Linked DNA regions of Mus musculus: region 2 is linked to region 1. Evidence: chromatin loops called from intact Hi-C (ENCODE). Cell type or tissue: left cerebral cortex. All regions are shown on one strand. Links, peaks and the distances in the headings refer to the core of each region. The heading gives the core; the rest is flanking DNA.

What was found. Peaks named below come from ENCODE experiments on the same cell type or tissue, not always from the same donor. Only the 100,000 strongest peaks of a DNase experiment are listed, where the experiment ranks them.
Region 2: it touches region 1 in a loop (2.4-fold over the local background); 3 of 42 quality-filtered maps call a loop at or near these places.

What each region holds. Positions count from the first base shown.
Region 1 is chr7:91,292,780-91,301,300 of GRCm38, reverse strand. All of the region lies in intron 1 of Dlg2 (discs large MAGUK scaffold protein 2), which reads right to left. Among named protein-coding and RNA genes, the nearest start is that of Gm24552, 54 kb to the right of the region's middle. In left cerebral cortex, for the core only: no CTCF peak of the experiment used is centred there; DNase peaks (open chromatin) are centred at 4,168, 4,290 and 4,959; H3K27ac peaks cover 2,269 bases.
Region 2 is chr7:91,410,020-91,418,540 of GRCm38, reverse strand. The region is part of intron 1 of Dlg2 (discs large MAGUK scaffold protein 2); the gene reads right to left. Among named protein-coding and RNA genes, the nearest start is that of Gm24552, 170 kb to the right of the region's middle. In left cerebral cortex, for the core only: a CTCF peak has its summit at 6,228; DNase peaks (open chromatin) are centred at 3,565, 4,191 and 6,230; H3K27ac peaks cover 2,936 bases.

The DNA of each region.
Region 1 (8,521 bases), core at 130-8,129:
CTCATATTTAGAAGCCACTCTCACCTTCAACCCTTCTCTGCTGGAATATGGGATATTCAAAAGCAAAAGCATCTGCTTACATTTTCTAAACTATTTCTGCATACATTTACACAAAATCAAATTTCTTTGAAATCTATAGATCCTCTCCTTACACTTTTGTTCACCAGAATAAAGATAATATATGTAAAGTGCTAGAATGTCAGCATGTGGCACTTGCTTAGTAAATGTTAGTAGCTATTACCAGTAACTGGGTTTCTCAAGTTTCAAAGATCTCAATGACATATACTGCATGAGAAACTGAAATGCTATCAGCACAAAATCTTCCTACTGTTATTAACTTTCAAGTAAATAAAAAATTATCATTTAGGTACTCTTGCTTCCTGAGATAGAGTACCTGGGGTCTTTCTTTTTTAAATTCATGTTCCTGAGACAAAACTAATAGCCATACTGGGATATAATGAAGCAATAATCTATTTTGGATATACTGACTTTATCAATGAATGTGTTTGTTGAGAGGCAATATTTCCAGCTGAAATAGAAAATTTTGCTTTAGCAGCAAGTGAGCCAAGAATAATGAGGAAATGACTCACTTTACTAGCATTAAGTATGAACACATGAATGAGCAGGTAGATAGCTTGGTAATAATCGTGTACTTAAGTATGTAAGTGTTTCAGGATGAGCACCATTGACATCATCGTTCTTGTATTTAATTACACTCCTCCCATTGTCCTACCTACACAACAGTGATTAAAGTAATGGCTTGACAATTCTCCAGATACAGTCCACCATAAATAAAACTTTTATTACAGTTCCAAGATGCTCCATCAGGAAACTAGGGATGTGAGTTTTGGTACTCGCATGTGACCTCCTAGATCAGTAGGAAGAAGGAGAAATTAATGGCTGAGCAAACACAGAAACATGCATGCACACGGGTCATACACTGTGTGGAGCATGAGACAAATAATTTCAGACTTTGGATGGAGCATGTAAATGATATACACTCAGAAACACCTTTCAGCCAGGTGTCATGGAGCAGGCCTGCAATCTCCGTCTGTGGAGTGTCAGCAGAGGATCAGGAATTGTAAGCCAGCTTGAGCTATTTAAGCAAGGCTCTGTCGTGAAAAACAAAATGAAAAGCAAAACGTTTTACTAATTTAATGTTTATGCAAATGTAGTGTGTCAAAAGAACAAAAAACAAAGGACAAAATTTGGAAAGAATTTCTTTTCTCCTTATGACCCTTGAAATGAGTTTATAGAAGAGATGTTTCCACTCTCACTTATTTCAGCATTAGAAACGGTAGCCAAGATATTCAAGCAGCCCCTATCTCAGAAAATATATGTGCATAATTAAATGCTACACAGCTGTCTTAGTCAGGGTTTCTATTCCTGCACAAACATCATGACCAAAAAAGCACTTGGGGAGGAAAGGGTTTATTCAGCTTACTCTTCCACATTGCTGTTCATCACCAAAGGAAGTCAAGACTGGAACTCAAACAGGTCAGGAAGCAGGAGCTGATGCAGAGGCCATGGAGGGATGTTCTTTACTGGCTTGCTTCCTCTGGCTTGCTCAGCCTGCTCTCCCACAGAACCAAGACAACCAGCCCAGAGATGGCCCCACCCACAAGGGGACCTCCCCCTTGATCACTAATTGAGAAAATGCCTTACAGCTGGATCTCATGGAGGCATTTTCCCAACTGAAGCTCCTTTCTTTGTGATAAGTCCAGCCTGTGTCATGTTGACACACAAAACTAGCCAGTACAACAGCCTTACAAATACGGAAAGTTCACCGTTTTTAGTAATTTGTAATTTGTACAACAAATACTAGAAATACAAGTCACTTACTAGAAGCAAAACATAGACAATCTCTTCTGTATGTGGAATATAAAAATGTTGATCTCATCGGAACAGAGAATAGAGAATTAATAGCCAGGGGGTGGAGTGAAATGGGAAAGAAAAAAATGTAGAAATGAAAGAAAGAAAGAAAGAAAGAAAGAAAGAAAGAAAGAAAGAAAGAAAGAAAGAAAGAAAGAAAGAAAGAAGGAAGGAAGGAAGGAAGGAAGGAAGAAAGGAAGAAAGGAAGAAAGAAAGACAGACCACAAAGTTTAACCTTGAGAAATAAATTTTAGTGACCTGCTACTGTGTACAATAGCCATAGTTAGCAATTATGTGTTGCCTGCCTTAAAATTTCTAAGGGCATAGAATGTGTTCCCAGTACAGAAATTGAGTTAGTTGATGAAATAATGTGAACTCAACTAAGTTGTTTTTGTTTCCTACAATATACAATTAAGTTAAACTTACTGTACCACCTAAATATACAAAGTCATTGTCAATCAACAAGCTAAAGTATTTATTTTAAATCAGAAACATTTTCATCTCATTGCAAAGAGTGTAGAGCATAAGAAAGAAACTGAAGAACTGCTATTACCTGTATCCAATTTAATAGCAGCTCTTTGTTGACTGGCTGCTGAATCAGCAAAGAGGGAGCAGGTTATCTACTTTCGTCAGACTTAGGCCTGACACAGCTTTTTTTGTGTGTTCTACATGCTATCATTTCCATTAAGGGAATTATGTCTTAGACTGCTTACATGATTTACCCCAAATGACATAGGAGGCAGCCTTAGTCAGTCCAACTCCAGTTTCGCTGACCAAAATGTGCTTGGATTTAACCACTGCATTTATACAGTGACAGGAAATGAAACTGAAAGGTAACAGACAACTCTGGCTTATTCAATACTTTCCATCTATTCGGGAATTACTATACATACAAATGCAGTGTATTAGATACTTTCCATCTATACTGCAATTACTATGATGATGGCATAAAATGTAGGTCTGTACCATATAGTAACTTGTTTCATCCCAAAGGATATTTTCTCATCAGTTACTTTTAGTTTTAAATGTCCATTACATTCACTTATGGGAGGTAGGGTGGAAGCATGTAATTGTATGCATGCCGAAGAGAACTTCTACCAGATAGTTCTGAAGCAGACTCCTAATGAAGCATCTCTCAGATCCTCTGCTTTTTTTGTACAGTTTACTTGGCCCCTTTACCTCTGTCACCTAAGACTGTAAATTCCATCCATCCAATTTAAGTTGAGCTCAGAGGCGATTATCACCTTTTTATGCCTTCCATTATCTACATTTAACTTTTCTCTTGATATCACATATCTTTATTTTAATTTTGGCTCTATTATCTCCTCTACAAGATTCCTGAGGCTTTACATACCCATATCATAGCTGTGTCTTCTCTGTGATAACTCTTCCAGTATGTTTGTTACTGCCAATAACTCAAGAGTAGAAAAAAGGCATTTAAATACCCTCTGTATTGATCATTCTATGAGAATGTGAATGTGAAACAAATAGAGAGGAAAACTGCAAAAAATTATTCAGCAATATAGAAATAAATTATGTAAAAACATTATGTATTTACATATCAGTTAAAGGTGTCTAGAAATTTTATATATTTACCACAGTAGGACTTCCAACTTTAGGTATCTATTTGTGTAAAATTATATGAGTAAAAATCACTCTTCAGAAACTACCATGTGACAGACTTATTGTACTACAAAATCACTGTACTGTCTGAGAAACAGACTGATTGTCATAACGTATGAATGTTCAAGTCTGACTGGCTTCTGTCTAAGATAATCTAAGGGCACATCTAATCTTGAGACATTTCAACAGGACCCTAATGTGCAGAGATTGTGCTAGAAACAGTAATCTAATAACAAAAGTCCCAAACCCATTGTATTTACAGGTTTGTGTTCAGCCACACCCATGCAGTCCTAGGCTTCATATGCTACATGTGCTCGCTATGTTTTTGATATGACTCTGAATAGTTTGGTTCTCTTGTCATATCTTATGCTTAAATTAAAAAAAGAAATGGGTTACAGAACTAAACAAAGAATTCTCAACTAAGGAATACCGAATGGCTGAGAAACACCTGAAAAAATGTTCAACATCCTTAATCATCAGGGAAATGCAAATCAAAACAACCCTGAGATTCCATCTCACACCAGTCAGAATAACTAAGATCAAAAGTTCAGGTGACAGCAGATGCTGGCGAGGATATGGAGAAAGTGGAACACTCACTCCTCCATTGCTGGTGGGATTGCAAGCTGGTACAACCACTCTGGAAATCAGTCTGGCAGTTCCTCAGAAAATTGGACATAGTACTACTGGAAGATCCAGCTATATGTCTTCTGGGCATATACCCAGAAGATGTTCAATTTATAATAAGGACACATGCTTCACTATGTTCATAGCAGCCTTATTTATAATAGCCAGAAGCTGGAAAGAACCCAGATGTCCCTCAACAGAGGAATGGATATAGAAAATGTGGTACACTTACACAATGGAGTACTCAGCAATTAAAAACAATGAATTTATGAAATTCTTAGGCAAGTGGATGGATCTGGAGGATATCATCCTGAATGAGGTAACCCAATCACAAAAGAACACACATGATTTGTACTCACTGATAAGTGGATATTAACCCAGAAACTTAGAATATCCAAGATATAATTTGCAAAACACATGAAACTCAAGAAGAAGGAAGACTAAAGTGTGGATACTTTGTTCCTTCTTAGAATGGGGAACAAAATACCCATGGAAGGAGTTACATCAATGGGAGGAGAGGCTCTTGGTCTTGCAAAGATCATAAGCCCCAGTACAGGGGAATGCTACCCTCACCACAATATACTGATATTAGCAAAGGCATTTCTAACTGTCCTTGAACAGGCTGCATGAAATAAGCCAAGTTTAGAAAGATAAATTTCACAGTTTTATTTTCATATAGAATTCAAAAAAAGTTAACTTGTACAGATAGCTGTTTCCTCTTCCTTTGCTGGCTTCCCCTCTCCACAATCCATCCTTTTTATAAACCTATCCTGGTACATATTGCATGTTCATCTTCACCACCAGACTAGGATCCTGCTTTTAGCCTCAGCAAACAGCATCATGTTCAGCACACAGCACGTGTGGGTGTTCACAGATGAATTCATGAATGTGGGCTTACGTAAAATTCTCAGATCTGGAGACTCACTGAGATGTTAAAAAAGAACAAGCCTTCTTCCCCTTCTTACTTCTTGCTCTTTTAAACAAGCTTTTAATGTAGTGTATTGTGCAAAACAACTTACTTTTTTTCATAATTACTTCTAATGTTTCATGATTAAAATCTTTTGAAAATTTTGCCTATGTACATGCATACACAGACACAATGCATGCACACACATGTGTGTGTATGTATATAAAATATGTGTGAATATGCCCATTATAAACTTCCCAGTAATGGGAATTGCCATAATTATAGATTCTCAATGCAAAAAACTAACAGCAACAAAACCCAGTTTATTTCTCCTAACTTCCACCAGATATACTCTTTCATGTTGAATTTAGACTGAAATCAAAACAAAACAAAACAAAACAAAAAGACATTTTGTCAGCATGTCAATTGAAAACCACCTTTCTTTGTTGCCATAGGGAAAATGCACAGGTTCTATGAACTGAGCTTGGATCACAAGTCACATTTACCACTGTGGTATCTTCCAAGATCCTATACTACTTATTAAGCCACACCATCGTGTTGCTATAATACCTCATCACAACATAGTAAAGCATTCCCACATAGTGTGTCATGGCATAAACACCAAAAGCTACTGAAATTAAACAAAGAACTCCATCACCTAAAACGTACTGCCATCCATTATTTTCCCTGAAAAAAAATTAACAATGGTCTGTTGCAGCTAATACATATATATTTCCACAACAGAGCAGTCATGCTCTACACACTGTATACAAAATGAAATGATAATAAATTGTTCCCCAAATAAGTTTATGTGCTTCTAATATAATTCCATAAGCTTATACTGTCCATAGGATGAAGCCTCTGATGTACAAAATCTGACCCTTACAACATCTAAGGGTTTCTTTCTCCTCACTCTTCTTTCTGATTATCTAGCTCTCATCTTTACAGTATTCCCCAGAGACTCCACAACAGCCACAAAGTCTAGCTTTTTCCATACTGATTTTTCTATCTGAAATGTTCCTTTTCTATTCATTTGGAAAATTTTGACTTATTGTTCAGAGTATAAACAGAACATTTTTCTCAATTGTATTGCCAATGCAGTTATTTTTATTAAATGTTCTCTATGCCCCCATGGGCATTCTGTTTATGGCCCCATGATTAATCCATGTGATTGCTATATCACATGTGACCTCAAATAGACCAAATGGCTAGTGAAGATACACTACCATCTTCTTATCCTTGGAGTGTATCACTCATAAACATTATACAGTTACTACAACACACAACAGAAAAATATTAAAGAAGGCAAAGAAAGGCAGAGATGGAAGCCTGGTCTGGGTCTTAAGACCAATGGTTCAGTCATTGCTATGAATGCTCTGATCATTCTGCCTCCCTCCCTCATAGAGAGATGTGATGATGCTAGGAAATGAAGACACAGAGAACCAAGGAAGTAAAAATGCTTCTGCTCATAAATAGATCCTAGCATTCAATATTCTGACACTTAGCATCCAAATAGTATTGAGTGTGTCCAGTAGAACTGAATGATTTATATGCAGACAATTAGGAAGAGTTCATCAAGAACTTCAGAAGATAAAAACTGGGCCTAGTGATGCCTGACAGAACTCTGGCACTTTATCTCATCAGTCTCCTTGGTTTGCCACAAAATGTGTTTGCCTGAGTTCTTGCCACAAATGTTCTTATCAAGAAAGGCATGCTTTAACACAAAGCGAAGATTATGCTGTGATGTGAGCACAAAAGAATAAAGGCATGTAAAAATGTTCATGTGATTAAGAAGCTAACCACTAAAAAAAAAAAAACAAACAAACAAAATCAATCAATCAATAAATAAATAAGAATTCAGACGGAGGAACCTTGAATAGCTGAGAAGCACCTAAAGAAATGTCCAAAGTCCTTAGTGATCAGAGAAACACAAATCAAAATGATCCTGAGATTCTACCTTACACCAATCAGAATGTCTAAGATCAAAATCTCATTTGACAGCACCTGTTGGGGAGGATGTGGAGAAAGAAGAACATGCCTCCATTGCTGGTAGGATTGCAAACTATTTCACCCACTTTGGAAATCAATCTGGAGGTTCCTCAGAAAATTGGAAATAGTGGTATTAAGACAATACCACTCTTGGGAACATACCCAAAAGATGCCCCACCATAGCACAGGTGCCCGTGTTCCACTATGTTCATAGCAGCCTTGCTTGTGCTAGCCAGAGTTGGAACTAACCCAGATGTCTCACAACAGAAGAATGGATACAGAAAATGTGGTTCATTTACACAATGGAATACTACTTAGCTATTACGAATGAGGACATCCTGAGTTTTCCAGGTAAATGGATGGAACTAGAAAATGTCATCTTGAGTGAGGTAACTCAGACCCAAAAGGAATAAGAGTGGATATTAGAAAAAAGAAAGAAAGAAAGAAAGAAAGAAAGAAAGAAAGAAAGAAAGAAAGAAAGAACAGACTACCAAAGATGCAGTCCATGGAACTCTTAAAGGTCAACAAGCTGAAGTGAGGACGCCTCATTGCCACTTAAGTGGGAGAAGAAAGCAATAACAAGTGGTGAGGGAGGGAGGGACCTGGGAGGGAAAGTGGATGGGTGTGGGGGAGGGGATGATGTGGTATTGGACAAGGAGAGGACTGAAGCTCTGAGGGCCAGCAGAAAGAATGGAAACAGGCAACCTCGGGAGGTGGGAGGTTGGGGAAACCCTCCAGAATGTACCAGAGACCTGGGAGGTGAAAGCCTTTTGGACATCAAACGAAGGAACTTTGAAGATGCCTTACAGTGGGGAAAAGGAACTTGTGGAGCCCATCTCCAGCAGAAGGTCAGGGCATCAAGTGAGGGAGGGGGTTGCCATTCCACAGTCAAAACTCTGACCCATAATTGTTCCTGTCTGAAAGAACTACAACAGGGATGGAAATGGAGAGGAGCCTGAGGAAAAGAAGTTCCAGCGACAGGCCCAAAGTGGGATCCAGCTCAAGGGAGGTCCCAAGGCCTGACACTATTACTTAGGCTATGGAGTGCTCACAAAAAGGGACCTATCATGACTGTCACCCAAAAGACCCAACAAGAAGCTGAAAGAGTCAGATGCAGATATTTACACCCAACCAATGGACAGAAGCTGCTGACTCCTGTGATTGGATTAGGGAAAAGCTGGAAGAAGCTGAGGAAGAGGGCTGCCCTGTAGGAGGACCAGCAGTCTCAGTTAACCTGGACCCCCGAGATCTCTCAAACACTGGACCACCAACCAGGCAGCATACACTAGCTGATATGAGACCTCCCCCCCACCCCCCCAACACATATACAGCACAGGACTACCATGTCTGTGTTCAGTCAGAGAAAATCCAGCATCAAGAGACTGGAAGCCCCAGGTAGTTGAGAGTTCAAGTGGGGTGGGGGTGGGGGTGGGGGTGGGGACATCCTCGTGGAGACAGAGGAGCGGAGAGGGGGGGAGGTATAAGATGTGGAACAGTCAGAGGGTG
Region 2 (8,521 bases), core at 369-8,368, 120 kb before region 1:
AAGTTATAAAAGAAAAAATGTATTTATATTTATATATTCATTCATTCATCCATCTATCTATTTATTTAGTATTTATTTAGTATTTACAAAAGTAGTGTTCACCCGGGCTAGGGAAATGTATCAGCCATTAAAGTGCTTGCCATATAAACATAGGCATGAGGACTTGACCAGAGTTTAAATTTCAATAATCCAGGTAAATGCTGGGTAGGCATGGAGGGCCAGCCCAGTGCCCAGAAGGCAGAAATGGGAATCTATCTAGTGAGACTAGTGGTTAAATGGAAATCTATCTAGTTAGACTAGTGGTTAAATGGGAATCTATCTAGTTAGACTAGTGGTTAAATGGGAATCTATCTAGTTAGACTAGTGGTTAAATGGGAATCTATCTAGTGAGACTAGTGGTTAAATGGGAATCTATCTAGTTAGACTAGTGGTATCAGAGATACTTCTGGTTCTGATTGAGAAATTGTGTTTCAATATATAAGTCAGAAATTGATTGAGGAATCCTGTAGAAGTCATTATCCAGCCTTCATATGCACCACGTATACACAAGTACTTGTGTATCTGCATATACATGTATGAGCATAGGTAGGTGTGTGGAAGTGAATGCACACATGCATACATACCAAACACATAAAAGGGAAACAAAGCCACCAAAAGGAAATTAAAGTAATCCTTCACTGTGGCAATAGTTACCTGTTTCATTTTTTCCTCCTTGTAAAAGGTTTTATCAACATACATTCTAAAAGTCATATTTTATAAGTTTAAAAAGCTATTTTGCTTTCATTTTTATATAATTGCAGAGTGACTGTAAACCTCTAACTCTCTCTTTTGGAAATTTGGTTTCTGTTTATAATGATCACAGGACCATAATTGTCTAAAGAAGCCACAGTGGTATGCACCTGGGACCACAATGAAAGATCCCCAAGGCAAGGCTCCTTCAGCCAACCTGCCACTGATCTACTCTGTACTATTTACACTCCAGAAAAGACATAAGCCAATATTGTGGATGCTCTCTTCTTGAAGCCCTTAACAGAGCTGGTTTTCTTTCTGCTTTGCTCTGGTCTCTGATTCTGCTTTCTCAATGATGCCTATTCTAATCTTTTATTTAATCTTAACACGTTTCCTTTTGTATTTTTAAATTATTTGATTAATAGTATATATCAGTTATGAGTGTTCCACAATTAACATTTTATTATAAATGTTATTTATTTCTGGCTCCCCAGATACACATGGTAGATATTATTCCCTTCACACCTCCTGTATTATTTCTCCTCTCTATGAAAAGAATTCAAAACTTTATGTTTGCCCTGTTTGTTTTAGTAGCAACATATGTGATTTTGTTTTGTTTTGTTTTGATTTGATTTGATTTTAAATGGAGGTGGTTATTTCTCTATGAATCAAAGAATGCTCCCAGAAGAGCTGATGATTATATGCAATGCAGGAACATATTTAAAGACAAGAACAAAGCTCATTGCTGGAATGAAATGTCTAGCCGGGCAGTGGTGGTGCATACCTTTAAACCCAGCACTTGTCAGAAAGAGACAGATGGATTTCAGAGATCAAGGCCAGCCTGGTCTACAGAGTGAGTTCCAGGACAGCCAAGGCTTTACAGAGAAACCCTGTCTCTAAAAAAACGAACGAACGAACGAACGAACGAACGAACGAACGAACGAATGAACGAACGAACGAACGAAGAACTAGGGAGGAAGGGAGGAAGGGAGGAAGGGAGGAAGGGAGGAAGGAAGGAAGGAAGGAAGGAAGGAAGGAAGGAAGGAAGGAAGGAAGGAAGAAATGTCTAGGTAAGCAGGAATAAATGGCAACTAGTGAAGCCTACGCACATCAAACTCCTCGTCTGGAGGAGTGAGTAGCAAGAGCACAAAAACAAAGGACTGAGCAGACTATGTGACGAGGCATGGAGGTAATGCTTGAAAAGGTTGAACGTACGAATTAAATAATTTTTGAATAATTCATGTCTACAAATGTTACAAGTACTCTTTACGTGATTTTCACATCCTTATTCTTGTGTGTATATACATATGTCTTATGTGTATGTACACATGACGACTCTCGCTAACATCCTTGTTGCCCATCTTTTTCTTGGTTTTCATATTATTAATTTCTTTGCATGTATGTTTTACACAGTTCACTGTAACTGTAACCCTACAAAAGTAGCATTGTCTCAATCTCTTCCTTTTATAATCGTGGTAATATTGTAAAAGCAATATCTAAAAAGACTATTAACAAATATTCTCTGATTAAACTCACCCATCCAGAGAAAAGTTTTTGTTAAGTATCTGTAATGTACTTGATACAATGTTGCGGCACAAAAATTGAGTTCAAACTCCACTATTAAATTCAGAATGGAGATAAAAGGAATAATTTATTGTCAGTGCTTCACTCTTGGCAGCACAGTCTGGTGTCTATACTCTGAAAGGAGCACATCTAATTCAATAAGATTGAAAGATGGCTTAGGGAATGCTTTTGTAAAATGCTATTGTTGGTATTACTTTTTCTGAAAATAAAATACATACTAGACATTTTTAAGGTTTGCTATAGAATTCAGCACCTCAAATATGGTAGGCAAGCCCTCTGCCACTGCTACATTCTATATTTTATATGGAATTAAAGCAAATTTAGGGATATATTCTCATAGTATGATTATATACCAAAAGATAACTTCTCACACTAGAATACTAAAATTCTTCTCACAAAGAAATGTATACAAATCTATTCATCTTATACATTGAATGAAAAATAGCATTTTTCAGCATATCTATCTATCTATCTATCTATCTATCTATCTATGTATCTATCTAACATCTATTTGTGTTTGGTATTGGAGAGAGCATTGTGTACCATGGTACTGAAATAGAAGTGAAAGGAGAACTGCTTATTGGTTCTCTCCTTCCATCATGGGAAACCTGGGAGTTGAACTCAGACCATCGACTTTGGTGAAAGTGCTTTTACCCAATGAACTTCAACAGCAGCCTGAATTTTTCTTATTAGACCTTAATCAATTATTCAACATACATTCAAATCCAGTAGTATGCACCACCAAAAGCTTATATAAGAAGGAGCATGAAAACTACAGAAACTTTTACTAGAGGAGGAAAATGTTTTCATCCAATTGTTTCTTAAAATAAATCAAGGATTAATATTAATTGACCACAGAGAAAATGAAAGGGAAAAAGGCCTCCGAGGATAGAGTATATGTGCAAGTTACAAAAGCATGAAAATGAGGACCACTGTGGGTGCCCTTGGCATATGGGAGTACTGGCAAAGTGTATCTGTGAGATAATGAACATGATGCTAATGGTACCAGAATAAGTTTGGATATGCTGGGGAGGTGGAGTATATAAAGAGTAGAGGGCTGTCACAGATAACTGAATTAGTGGATATGAGTAGAAGAAGAGAGGATGATTAAACAATTCCTATAAATGTAATTCAGGCAAGAGAGGAGAGAGTGCTAAATTAGAGCAATGTCAGGGGAGAGAAAAACAGATGGAGGCATATGTGACAGGACTAGGTGGCTGATGGGATGTGGGGGCTGATAGAGAATGAGACAACTGGGCTAAGTCCCAAGTTTCTGGTTGGAGCAGTGGAATGCATGGAAGGTGTCACTCACCATGAGAGTGCAAGACAAGGCGGTGGAAGATGAGCAAATTTGGGCATGTGAAGTCTGGAGTCCTCTAGAACATCAAGATGACAGACTTCTAGAATCAATGGGAGGAATTAGGCCAGAGACGCTAATGGAGAGCTAGTGTGAGCACCCAATATCCTCAAGACCCCATCAAATGTTTGCAGTATTGTCCTAGGGGTTTCACTAAGCCATAGAGGTTTTCCTGCATCATAGATACACTTAAAATATGGCAAAAATGTGTCGTTAAATACATTGACTATCCTAAAACATGGAGTACAAATACTGCATAGGATTCCAGGGGAAGAACCCAATGACCACACTAATCACAGCCTCTGTAATTTGTTTCTACAGTCTTAGATTCACAATGCATGGCGCTCTCACTTAGGTTCTCAGAGACATATAGGCATCCTGTTCTGTCCTTGGGTTTATGGGGAAGACATTTAAAGAAGACTGAGTCAAACCACTTCAGAAGCTTTGTATGAACTAGGGTTCTGTGAGCAACCATTTAGATACCAATCTAGAAGAATCCAACACTCCCAGCTTGGAGTAAAATCCAGCAAGCTGTCACTGTGCTCAGTTGGCTGTATGTCATAATAAGAAATACTGAGTCACTGTGGACACACTGGGAAGTAGAAAGAATCAGTAAGCTATTTGAACATTATAGTCCTTTTGGAATGAATGTTGGTCTTAGTTCTCAATTTCGTTCTTATTCTATGTAAGTGAAGTCATTCACAGATATCCAATTCTTTTCAGTTCACTCCAGTAGTCATGTGCTAAGAGGTCAGACACTTCTTTTCTATTTGGTTGCTACATGCTGTCTAAAAAACACACACTACAAAGTACAGAAAATTGTTCCTGCTATCATGTAGGCTCTCCAGAAGAAATTTTTAGTATTCAACTAGCTGTCTCATTAGAAGAAAGAGCATTTATTAAAGTGCTAAGATTCAGTCAGGGGGAGTGTGTGTTTTAAAATCGAATAGAACATCCTTTCTCCACTTATATCCACAGCTGATTACCCCTTTTCTTGTGATGTAATTCATCATTTTATTCCATTTTGTAAATATTTAAAGAACAGAAGTACCACTTTTGCAAGAAGATGTTATGAGAAGTTGCAGAGAGTGTGTGCTTTAATTAAAAGCTCTTTCACTCTTGACCCATGACATAAACAGTGACTTGAATACATAGGATGTTCCATGTTTTTCTCCATCACATTCTCCTGCTTAAAGCCAGGCTTGTCATAGTGTCATTATGTGCCATATTTACTTCCTCTGTGAGGCATTATCACCATGCTCTTCCCTCTAGCAATAAGCCAATATTTTTTTCCATAAAGTGAGATGAAAAGAAGATGAAAATTTCAGAAAAACTGTACACCACAACCATCAGACAATTTTGCTTTTATAAAATGTAATTTTACATTTAAACTATGGTAGATTATATTTTTATTTTATACATCTATGGATGGAGTCATCAAATAATAAATATAAAAATAATAATCAGTTATCTGGAAGTTTAAAAAACATGGTAGATATTACACAATTCAAGCTTAATCAGTATAAATTTTCTTTTTTTTTTTTTTTTTTTTTTTGGTTTACAAATGATTTAGGAATCAAATAGCAGCAACTTTTCAAAGTGAAGTCTGTGTGATGGGGAAAAAGAAAAGGCTGGCTTGCTAGGATAACATGAAGCCAGATGACCTACAGCTTTAAATCACAGTCCAACAGGCTCAGTTTGCTTGAATAAGTATTCAGAGTCCAAGTTAGGTTCTTCAGTAAAAAGAAATGTAGCAAACATTATATTTAAAAAGATTCATTAGCCTAATCAGGGACTTGGATAGCAAGGAATGCAATTATATTAACCTTTCAAGAGATGAAGATATTTTGAAGGAAACTCAAAGATTTTGTTTTCAGCAATAAAAATAGAATTAAGAATGACACTATGATTTACAAAGACGACAGCAATACATGATGGACTGATTCTATAACTGTATGTACATATGGATAAAGCTGGCTGTATATTCATGTCTGTGTGTTCAATGATTTGCAGTAGCAAAAGAACTAAAGGGTGCTGTTTTACAATATTTCTGTGTGCATGGATAAGCTGTTTCATAAATGATAAGACTAGTCACTCTCCTCTATAGAGACCCAGGTTTAAATGGCAGAACATGATGTGAAGAAACTATACAATTCATTTATGTGTAGCAGGGGAGGCATGTCCATGTATTTTCAGGAATTTGGCTAAGAGATATTGGTCCTCCTCATTTCATTTCATTTCATTCCTGCCCCAGATGTTGCCAACAGTGCAGGATGCCAATTTCATTGATTGCTTATGCTCAACCCAATAAAAGAATGAGAACTCGAAGCTTCCTTGCAAGGTCTACTCAACCCATGTCATCTTCTGGGTTTATCTGTCCCTTCAACATCAAAACTCTTGTGGTGGGCTGCTCCTACAGATAACAGTTCAACAGTCGCAGATATTTCCATTTCAGACAGATAGTTATTCATAAGCATATCTGAAAGGATTTTGGTCGATCTGCTTCACGCAGCAGAATTTGAATAAGCATTTGCTTCTGATTTCGCCCACCACTGCTCCCTCTCTCTGCTGCTTTTAAAAGCATCTGCTATCACAGATGCAAAAGATATGTCGCTATGAGCAACTGCTCTGTTTGGAGGAGCTGTGTCTCATGCCTGAAGTTCACTGGTACCCACAAAGCAATGAATGGAGAAACTCTCACAATCCACCTGGGTCTAGTCAAGAACTTTAAAACTTATCCTTCCTACATGTTTGTGGCTTAAGAGTTTTGACTCTATAATGCTTGATATACACAAATGGATATATGTACAGTAAATGGGAGTTTGGGAGAATAGCAATAAAATTAATACTGATTAAATAGCTGTGACAAAAAGTATTTTTTGTATGTTTTCTGCTCTGATAATTTATCTCTGTAGCTCTTGGTACAATACACACTTTGACTTGTTTTCCCCACACACATTTCAATTTATCCATGATCACTCATTATAATCGCACATATTGTCCTGTAACACAAATATTTCATATATCATATATCATACTTTTACTCTCTGATATGTATTTGTACTATTTTCAGGGTTTTCTTTGCTTTCTCTCTTTAGGAATGAAGCTACTTGAGGAAATGTAGTTTCCTTGCATTGCTCCAAGAAACATAACTAGGAAGAGAAAGTCTAAGTCAGAATGTTCAGTTTTGACAAACGGTAATAATTTGCACCCCCCCCCCTGCCCAAAAAAAAGGTTACAATCCCAACGATGTAAAAGTATTAACTTAGGATCATCTGAAAGTGCCAGGAAGCTTATGTTTTGCTTCGAACTTATGTTCCTTCATTACCTGTGAGGTTGGGTGTCTTCTCTCTCTCTCTCTCTCTCTCTCTCTCTCTCTCTCTCTCTCTCTCTCTCTCTCTCTCTCCCCGTCTCCCTTAAAGAGTTCTTGCTTCATTTGTTTGTTTTGATTTTTTGAGACTAGGTCTCACTATGTAGCCTAGCCTGGCCTCAAACTTGAGATCCTCCCAAGCCTCTAATTATTTGCCACACACACACACTACACATACTACACACACACACACACACACACACTACACACACACACATACACTACACACACACACATACACTACACACACACACATACACTACACACACACACACTACACACACTACACACACACACACACACACACTACACACACACATACACTACACACACACACACACACACACATACACTACACTACACTACACTACACTACACACACACACACACACACATAAGTATCTAAATATATAAAAGCAACGTGTTAAATCTGTTTAATATTACATTTAGTGCTACATTTCATGGATGGCCACTTGATAATGAATAATCAATTAGTGGATCATCCTTGGAGAATATTAATGTCCCCACTCTCAGATTTCCTTATTTTCTGGCCCTTAAAGTCTTTCTGTGCTTTTAAAAAAGACTTGTTTCAGTTTTTAATCTACCTGTATGTGTGTGCATTATGCATCATCTCTCTCTCTCTCTCTCTCTCTCTCTCTCTCTCTCTCTCTCTCTCTCTCTGTGTGTGTGTGTGTGTGTGTGTGTGTGGCCATCAGAAGAAAGCATTTGATACCCTGAAGCTGGAGATATGGGTGGTTGTGAGGTACCTGATGAAGGGGTTAAGAGTCAAGCTTGTGATCTAGAGGAGAGCCACCTCTGCCCTTAATCAATGAGGGATCTATCCATCACCTAATTGGAAGCTCTAAAAGATATCATTTTTTAAAAATATATATTCCACAGAATGTAAACCTCTATTGTGTGATGTTTTAACCACTTTTACTGATTTCACTTAACTTGGCTACTCCCTATCATACTACTATAAATCATGGATCTTTTCATTTTCCCATAACAGTATTAATTTTTCATATTTTAGAACAATTGAGAAATAGCTGATAATTTCACATCTGGGTATTACATGCCATAGTATCTGAATGCATATTACTTGGTTTGTTGTTATATTAAGCACATTTTAAATTTATTCAAAATCAGATTACATTTTCATGAAATAAATATGTATAATTATATCAAGTTCTTCATTGACACTAATTATCCATTATGCCTCAAAGTTAATTTTTCTTGTATTTATACCTCAGTATTACTTCATTTAAAACCTCTTAGTATAATTTTTTCCATATTATACTTTCAAACCTTATACCAGTCAGAATGGCTAGGAGTAAATAGAAAATGTGGTACATTTACACAATGGAGTACTACTCAGCTATTAAAAAGAATGAATTTATGAAATTCCTAGGCAAATGGATGGACCTGGAGGGCATCATCCTGAGTGTGGTAACCCAATCACAAAGGAACTCACACAATAT